2 separate regions of the Homo sapiens genome follow, and region 1 is linked to region 2. Evidence: chromatin contacts called from ENCODE Hi-C or POLR2A ChIA-PET data. All regions are on one chromosome and are shown on one strand. The core of a region is the stretch at or near the end of the contact, and the rest is flanking DNA. Distances in the headings are between cores, read along the strand shown. Region 1 holds the start of FGF4 (fibroblast growth factor 4). Region 2 holds the start of LINC02747 (long intergenic non-protein coding RNA 2747).

Region 1 (4,685 bases), core at 207-2,706, 300 kb after region 2:
AGGCCTGCCGGTCCCGTGACCTGGTGACCCTGCCACCCCTCCAAGACCCAGGCACAGGTGGGGCTGGAGAAGCCACGAGCCTGCTAGCCATGTCCGCTGTTCCCAACTAGGTGCCTAGCCAGACCCCTGCGGTACTCACCGAGCCATAGAGCTTGCCCTTGCTGCTCATGGCCACGAAGAACCGGCTGGCCACGCCGAAGATGCTCACCACGCCCCGCTCCACGGGCGAGAGCTCCAGCAGGCCTGGGGGCGGGGCGCAGGTCATTGCGGGGCAGGTGATCCCTGGCCCACTCCGCCCCTCGGCTTGTTCGCCTCCGGGGACCCTATTTCTGGGGTGGGGTTGGGGATAAAGGGCCAGGGTTCCCGGCGCAGCCGCCCCCAAGGGCCTCCAGAGCCCAAGCTGCCCTCTAGGGCCTCCGGAGCCCAAGCCTGCGCTAGCTCAGATTAGCTTGCCTGTGTAGGGGACCCCCGGCGGCCGCACCCAGTCCCGGACCTTCAGACGCGAGCCCGACCCCAGCGGTTCCCCAGCCTGGGCCAGGCCGGGGCGCGTGTCTCGGGCCCCCTGTGGCTGCACCGCGCGCCCTGTGCCCACGGGCGAAGGCGCTGGAATTCGGCGCTCGGAGCCCGAGTTTCTGAAGGCGGGAGGCGGCGCCCGACCTCAGGGGTTGCGCTGGGCTGCCGGAGCCAAGAGTGTCTGCGTCCCCAGCCCCGCGTCAGAAGGGACCGGAGCCCGAGTCCGCCCCGGTTCCCGGGGCCCCCGAGCAGGTGCCCGCCGAGGGTCTCAGAGTGTGACTGAGCGGGTTGGCCCGGCGGCCGTTGCCCCCCGCCCCCGCCCCTTCGCGCCTGGCCGCGCCACTCACTGTCGCGGGTGTCCGCGTGCGCGCCGCCGATGCGGCCGTCGGGGAGCGCCTGGAGGTGGAAGCCGATGCCCACGTTGCAGTAGAGCCGCCGCAGCCGCTTGATGCCCAGCAGGTAGTCGCCGGCGCCGCTCTGGACGGCCGCCTCCTTGGGCTGCGCTGCCACCGGCAGGCGCGCCAACGAGAGCGCCACCAGGCTCTCCCAGCGGCGCTCCAGCTCGGCCTCCAGCGTGCCGTTGGGTGCAGTGGGTGCGGCGGCGCCCCCTCGGCCCGCCCAGGGCGCCAGCAAGGCCAGCAGGACCGCCGGGAGCAGCGCTACCGCGGCCGTCCCGGGCCCCGACATCCCGGCCCGAGGGCCGTGCGTCGGTCAGGCGGTCAGTGCGCCCGGGAAGCTGGGGGGCAGAGCTGCGCCTGTGGCGTCCCGCGGGAGCGCACGGCCGACCTCGGGCAGGAGTGCGCAACCGAGGAGGTGCGGGAGGCAAGCGACGGGGCCCCCGGGCGCCGGGCTCTACCCCGGCTGCATGGAGCGGCGAGCCGGGCGGAAAGCGCGCGGCTGGAGCTGGGACTCTGAGGAGCAGTGCGCGCCTCCCTGAGCGCCAGGCCCGCCCGAGGCCGAGCCGCTATATATATAGCCCGGCGCCCCCTCCTACTCGCCCGCTCCCGCGGGGGGCCGTTCGCGTTCTCCTGGGCGCCCGGGGCGCTGTGGCGTTCGCGGCTGGTCGCAGGCCGCCTGCCAATCAGGGCCGGGGGAAGGGAGGAGGCTGGGGACTAGCGCCGCGAGTGCCACCTGGAGGGACCCCGGCCCCCACCCTTGGCTCCGCCCGGCCCACGGACCTGTTCGTCCCGCCCCTTGGCGGCTCCTACACTTCTGCTTTTCAGCCAGTTTTGCCTCTTGCACTTTGTCCCTGCCTGTCCCCGTCCCCGTCTCCCTCTCTGCTCCGGCCGCCTTGGCGCAGCCCTAACTCGGGCATCCGAAGCTCCTAGTGGGCGCAGAAGCCAGCGGCTGCTGCCTGCCCTTCGCCTTTCGGAGGCTCACGGGAACTTGGTTCCTTTGCTGGGGCCTTGAGGACCGGCCTGGGAAGGAGGGGTGGATAAGAGCAGTAAGCGACACCGGGGCCTGGCTGGGCAAGGGAGGACCCTTTGGCTACAGGCGGGAGGGAGGCCACCCCCACCCCCTAGGTCTTGGCCCCACAGGCTTGGCGCGTTTCTGGGCTGGAGTTCTGAATACCTGGTGGAGGTCCACCTGAGCCAAAGGGCAAGGTGGCAGAGATGCACCCAGGGAGGCCTGGTCCTGCACCCCCTACACACACACCCTTCCGTGAAAGGACAGGTAGCAGGGCATAGGGCCAGAGGGGATATTCAGCATCCCCTGCTCCTTTGATTCCACAGCAGAAATATCCATGTACCATAGCCAGAGCCCTCAATCTAGCAGGGACCCAGGCCAGGCCTCTGGAAGCCTCCCCTCTCTCACTCATGGTTCTACCTCCCACTGTGCCCATTATGGCCTGATGGGGACTGTCCTAGCTAGATGCAGGCCCACCTAGGTGTGAAAACCCCTGTTCTTTGTGGTCCCTGAGGAGCCTGCCTGGCCCTTCCTGCAGGCCCGCCTAGCCACAGCTGCAGGGGGCTTGGTGCCTACCCCATCTCTCATACCACCAGCACCTGTGACCAGAGATGTCCCCAGGCCACCGCAGCCTCCTCCACCTCCACCGCATCCCCACAGGGAGATTCCTGGGACCCCTTCAGAACCCTGCTGGGGCTTATTCGTGCCCCTGGAGGGGACCTGGGAGGCTTGAGGGCTCTTCTCTGAGGTGCAGAAAGGGGGGCACTTGGGGGTCATCAAGTGGCTTTGGCAGGACCGGAACCTCAGCTCCGCACCCCTTGAGAGGATCTTTGTTCCTCCTTGGGCCTGCAGCCTGCTTGGGCAGCGCCACCCAGACCTGGACCTTCCTGGGCTGCAGCTCACAGCTTCGAGATGCAACCCGGCTGCCTCTGGGTCCTGGGGTCCCCCAGATGAGCCTGCAGATCTGGTGCCAAATAGACATCGTTGGCCAGGGTGCAGGGTGCAGGGTGCAGGGGACCTAGAACCCATCCCTCACTTGCTGTGTTGTCTTTCCATCTCTAGGTCCCTGACTCCCCATTTGCAAAATGACATGGGAGGTGGGCTTTCCTCCCTCAGCCTGGGGCCAACCGAACACACCCTCTGGGGAAGTGAGACCCAGGCCTGGAGACCCACCTGTGCCAGCTGACCTGAGCAGAGGGACTCTGATGTCTTCCCCCGGCTTTTGATAGGATGAGGCTCCTTTCTTCCCAGGACTCCCACAGCAAGCTCAATTTAGGGCTTCCCAAGGACCCCTCCCTGTCTCTCCTATTTGCTGTGAGTTCAGCAAAGGACGCTGCAGGCAGCTGATATATCTCCCAGAACTGCAGGCCCACCCACACAGGATAGGTGCTTGTGGTGACTGGGGACTGACAGCCAGCAGGGCTTTTGGGAGCTGGGAATTCCCAGCAGAACTGATCTGGAATCTGGCTTCCACTTTGCTCCGGGTGCTCCCTGAGCACACTCTCAACCTCCGCAGGCCCTGGCCTCCTCAGCTGTGCAATGGAGGCAACAAAAGCACAGGTAAGGAAGAATTGCGGATGAAGGATGCACCAGGAAGCACTCACTTATCTGCATCTGACCCCTTTCCGTGCCCCTGGCCCTTGACCTGGCTTCCCACCTGCTTCCTTTCTGCTCCTGTGTTCCCGCCATGCTGACCGCGTCATCTCTCCCCTTCCCACTGGATGACCCCCGGCCCCAGATCTTCCTGCCAATGACTTATCCCATTCAGGTTTGCCTGAATGGAGAAGCCACTCCATTGGAGTAGCCACTCGGGGATGCCTTCTGGATCCCCTGCCCAGTCCTTCTGGTTGGAGCTTCTTTGAGCTCTTAAGAGAACCTTCTGCACTTGTTAGCTGACCCTCCACCGCATTTAGATTGTCATCTCCATGGAGCAAGCCCGGATTTGTGTTGTTGCCAGTTGTACCTCCAGTGCTGGGCACATAGTAGGTGCTCAATAGCTGTTTGTGAGTAAATGGCTGGCTAGGTACACTAGGAGCTCATCCATCAGCAATCCTCACTGCAAGCTGCCCTGCCCAATCTGCCACTGTGCCCCGGGGCAGACAAACAGAGGTACCTGCAAAGGCCTCAGGCAGAGCTGCCCCTATGGGAAGGTCTGCATTGCCTTTTTTTTTCTTTATGTGAAAGAAATAGTTGGACCAAGGTGACTAAATCTTTTCCAGATCTGGTTACTTCTCAGCAGAGAGACAAGGGGACCTATATATAATTTTTTTTTTTTTTTTGAGATAGTATCTTGCTCCATTGCCCAGGCTAAAGTGCAGTGGCTCTATCATAGCTCTACAGCCTCAAACTTCCAGGCTTAAGCAATCCTCCAGCCTCAGTCTCCTGAGTAGCTGGGACTACACACTCAGCTAATTTTTTGTTTTCTTTTTTAGTAGAGACGAGGTCTCGCTGTATTGCCCGGGCTGGACTCAAACTTTTGACCTCAAGCAATCCTCCCGCCTCAGCCTCCCAAAGTGCTGGGATTACAGGCATGAGCCACTGCACCTGGCCAGGTGATCTAGAAACAGGACCCTCACTTAGCTTGGACCCAAAGCCCTTCTGCCATGCTTTACCCCAGGACGCCCGCTTTGCCAAGTCCTGGGGTTCGAGGAAGGCTTGGGGCCATGTTGGGCTTCCGGTTGGGTTCAAGTTTAGGCTGTCTCCCTGTTAGTTGTATAACCTTACGCTATTTCACTTCTTAGCATTCTCAGTTTCCCCATCTGTAA
Region 2 (4,233 bases), core at 498-2,997:
AGAGGACGAGGGTAAGCCGTGTGGGGCAGTAAGACAGGAGTAGGGAACAGCCCAACAACGGAGTGGAGGCTGGAAAGTTGCTGCTTGGTCCTCCGTCCTGCTGACTCCCTGCACAGGTACCGAGAGGGATCGGAGTCCCCACCCCTGGGGAGGACTTGCACCCCCGCCTCCACCCCTGTGCTGAGCCCAAGCCTCTGCAAGTCCCTGGGGACCTGCCTCCTGCACCCTGACCGCCTGCTCCTGTCTTTCCTCACTCACACCTCTGCTCAGGGCTGGGCTGGCGTCTTCTCTCCCCAGATGGATGTGTTTTAATATTTCACAAAGGAATATGTTCCTAAAAAATAGCAATTAGGCTGGGCGAGGTGGCTCATGCCTGTAATCCCAGCACTTTGGGAGGCTGAGGTGGGGAGGATCACCCTGGGGTCAGGAGTTTAAGACCAACCTGGTCAACATGTTTCTACCAAAAAACACAAAAATTAGCCTGGTGTGGTGGTGAGCACCTGTAATTCCAGCTACTCAGCAGGTTGAGGCAGGAGAATGGCTTAAACCCAGGAGTCGAGGCAGGAGAATCACTTGAACCCAGGAGTTGGAGGCTGCAGCGAGCCGAGATTGTGCCACTGCACTCTAGCCTGGGTGACAGAGCGAGACTCTGTCTCAAAAAAAGAAACCAGCAATCAGATGGCAAGATATCATAATAAGTTTTTACATGAAAATATAAAGTTACAAAACAACACTCTGATGTGACTTAGAAAAAACAAGTGTGGGCCAGGTGCGGTGGCTCACGCCTGTAATCCCAGCACTTTGGGAGGCTGAAGCCGGTGTATAACTTGAGGTCAGGAGTTCGAGACTAGCCTGGCCAATGTGATGAAACCCTGTCTCTACTAAAAATACAAAAAATTGACGGGCATAATGGCGGGCACCTGCAATCCCAGCTACTCGGGAGGCTGAGGCAGGAGAATCCCTTGAACCCAGGAGGCGGAGGTTGCAGTGAGCCAAGATCGCGCCACTGCCCTCCAGCCTGGGTGACAAAGTGAGACTCTGTCTCAAAAAAAAAAAAAAAAAAAAAAAGAGAGAGAGAGAGAGGAGAGAGAGAGAAAAGAAAAAACAAGTGGGTGGTATATATGTGGAAGAACATAAAAAAGACCAGAAGGAACCACATCTCAGTGTCAGCATGTGAGCTCTGATGGTCTCTGCTGAGGTTGCCTGCGGTGCCCTAACTCTTCTCTGTTTTCTGATTGCTTTTGCAATCAACAGGTATTATTCTCATGAGCAGAAAAACGCCCTGTTGTGCACATTTGGGATGAGAGAAGGGTGCTGCAGGTGAGGAGAAGACAAAGGGGTGGAGTGGGCCAGCTTCTCTAGTGTGGCATCTTCTCCTCTCCTCCTTGCCTGGCTGCCTGGAGCCTGAGGGTCACAGCCTCCAGCCTCTTGGCTTGCACTCTCGGCCTCTGCACGCAGCCTTATCTTCCCCAGAACGCACACTCACCTTCCGCTTCCCTCAGGACCTGCCACCTCCAAACCTCTGCCCATGCTGGGTCCTCCACTGGGCCACCCTCTCCTGCCCAGCTCGGCAGGTGCACATCTTCCTAGCCTGGGGGGCCTGCTCAGAAGGCAGCTCTTTCAGGAAGCCCCTGGCTGGAGAGACCCCACCTTCCTGCCGCCTCCTCTGGCCTCTCTGGTGAGCTGCCCACTCTCTTCCTTGAGTCAGAGTTCAAGGTGTGGCTGTCTTGCCTGTGAGGGCAAAGTCTGCAGCCGACTCGTCTCCCTGGCTGTCAGCTCCACAAGGCGGGCGGGTGCTCAGTAAACATTACTAAACTCATCAGCCCCCTTTGGGCAAACGGGACAGTGGGGCGAGGCCTGGCGTGGCTGGAAAAGCAGTCTGGATGCCCCAGTTGCGGCTGGCTCAACGGCTTTATCTGACAGCCCTGGGCACCAAGACAAAGAGGCGTTCCCTGGCTGCCTTGGCCTCCTCTCTCCCAGGGGAAGGCAGGGTGACATGGCGAGCCTGGGCCACACAGTGAGCCCAGGCCGGAGCCAGCAGCCGGTTCCCAACACTGGCTAGGGCCCTTCTGCAGGCCTGACCCTGAGCACATCCCAGGACCCCGTCAGCTTCCCAGGGAGAGTTCCCAGGAGTCTGTGCTGGCGTGGAGAGGAGCTGGGGGCCCCTGGGTGTGCGGCTGCAGACGTCACGGGCACCCAGAACCCTGACCAGAGTCAATGTTGTCGTCCCCTTGGCATGCTGGAAAAAAAATTGCTCAGACAGGGCTGGAGGGCTCTCAGACCCTTTGTATCCTCTTCTCTGAGTCTTGGGAAATTGAGAAGTCCTCTGAGAGCTTCCCTTCACCTGATAGTCCCACCCTCAGGATGGAGCTGAGGCAGAGTCTGCACTCCTCAACCCTCTTCTCTGTGAAACAGTTAGGAAATGTCTGCAGACATCATCATCCGGACTCAACTCCTCTTCCCTGCTATGAATCGTGAAACAAAGTGTTCAGGTCACCACAGTGAGGACTCTGGCACTGAGCCGGCACTGGGCGGGATCAGTAGCTTGGATGGAATGCCGGCAGGGTCCCTGCTGACCTCATCATGTGGAAGAGTTTCGGAGAGGTCAGGAGTTGCCAAGGGCCTGCAGACAACGCCGTGTGAGGAGGACAGTGTGAGGTAGCACAGGCCTCTTCGATTCCCAAGGTTCCCTGGAATCCTCAGGATTCCCAAGGAACCCTTGGATCACCCCAGCACCACCTAGCCCAGGGACAGAGCCAGGCCTGAGTGCACAGCCCGCTAGCAACTGTGTAACAGGTGCCAGGCACCTACAGTGTGCTGGGCATGGGGCTGAGGTGGGGCTGTGCTGGCAATGCTGCAGACAGCATGTTTACACCAAGCACAGCTACAAGCCCAGGACCAGCTTCCCTCCTTCCGTCAGAGCAGCCACTGGGGCAGCCAGTGTTACTAGATCCCCACTTGACACATGAGGAGGCACCAGGAGGCTGTGCCACTCAGCCGATCTAGCGGTCCACACATCAGAGTCCATACTCTGCCACCATTAGAATGGGGCTTGTGATGGCTGCCCTCACTCAGTTCAGGGGTCCCCACCAGAATCTCTCAGGCCACACCCTGGGACCTCAGATACACTCTGGGCAAGTGGCAGGGGCCCTGAAAGGTCCAGAGTCCAGCCAACTTCAGGTCTCCCAGGCAAAAGGAGCCAGACCTCCCACTCACCCCCTCGAACCCAGCAGTCACTCCAACAGGGCTTCTCTGACAGTCCAGGCTGATGCAGCTCACTGTGGCAAAAGACCTTCCCTGAATCAGGTCCTCACATAGAGGCCCATGCAGCCCTCTGGGAATGCGGAGGCTGGGGGCAGCCATAGACACTGGAGCTCCTTCCCTGTGACAAGTGCCATCCCATGGGGAGGAGCCAAGCCCAACGAACACCCCAAGGCAAGAGGGAAGAGCTCTGTGGGGCAGAGGGCAGCCTGAGCATCTGCAAACAGAGTGGCTCACAGAGAGGACACCTGCCCTGAGGACACCTGCAGGAGATCCCTACAGAGGAAGGGCTAGACCAGGCTCCATCCAGCAAGTAAGGTCTCTAACAGCTTTGAGATCGTAAGCCCTTTAAATAGGGAGGGAGGTGGGTGAATGGATGGATGGATGGATGGATGAGTAGATGGACGGGTGGATGATTGAATGGGTGGATGGATGGATGAGTGGATGGTTGGATGAGTGGATGGATGGATAGATGAGTAGATGGATGGATGGATGATTGAATGGGTGGATGGATGGATGAGTGGATGGACGGACAGATGGATGGATGGATGGATGGATGAGTGAGTGGTGTATTAGTCTATTCTCATGCTGCTAACAAAGACATACCTGAGACTGCATAATTTATGAAGGAAAGAGGTTTAATGGACTCACAGTTCCACATGGCTGGGGAGGCCTCACAATCATGGCAGAAGGCAAAAGAGAAGCAAAGGCACATCTTACATGGAGGCAGGCAAGAGAGCATGTGCAGGGGAACTCCCATTTATAAAACCATCAGATCTCATGAGACTCATTCACTACCATGAGAACAGTATGGGGTAAACCGCCCCCATGATTCAATTATCTCCATCTGGCCCTGCCCTGGACACATGGGGATTATTACAATTTAAGGTGAGATGTGAGTGGGGACACAACCAAACAATATCAAGTAGATGGATGGATGAATGGATGGATGGATGAGTGGATGGATGGACG

What was found. A loop is a pair of places that touch in the nucleus more often than their neighbours do. ChIA-PET counts read pairs that join two places held with the same protein, here RNA polymerase II (POLR2A).
Region 1: a loop to region 2 is called in a map of posterior vena cava, with 4 times the contacts of the local background. The contact joins the promoter of FGF4 here to the promoter of LINC02747 in region 2. A Hi-C loop is called at or near these places in 2 of 168 maps with a recorded cell type or tissue (mesothelial cell of epicardium and posterior vena cava). POLR2A ChIA-PET finds 5 or more read pairs at or near these places in 1 of 52 experiments (IMR-90).

Annotation. Positions count from the first base shown.
Region 1 is chr11:69,773,885-69,778,569 of GRCh38, forward strand. FGF4 (fibroblast growth factor 4) reads right to left here and starts at 1,457. Exons shown (of 3, transcript NM_002007.4): 1 at 861-1,457; 2 at 140-243. The coding sequence starts at 1,200. RefSeq lists enhancers at 1-356, 2,206-3,129 and promoters at 1,346-2,458, 1,346-1,741.
Region 2 is chr11:69,478,210-69,482,442 of GRCh38, forward strand. It overlaps LINC02747 (long intergenic non-protein coding RNA 2747), which reads right to left and starts at 1,748. Exons shown (of 2, transcript NR_184307.2): 1 at 1,487-1,748. LINC01488 (long intergenic non-protein coding RNA 1488) reads left to right here and starts at 3,454. Exons shown (of 4, transcript NR_185875.1): 1 at 3,454-3,574. RefSeq lists an enhancer at 2,288-3,254.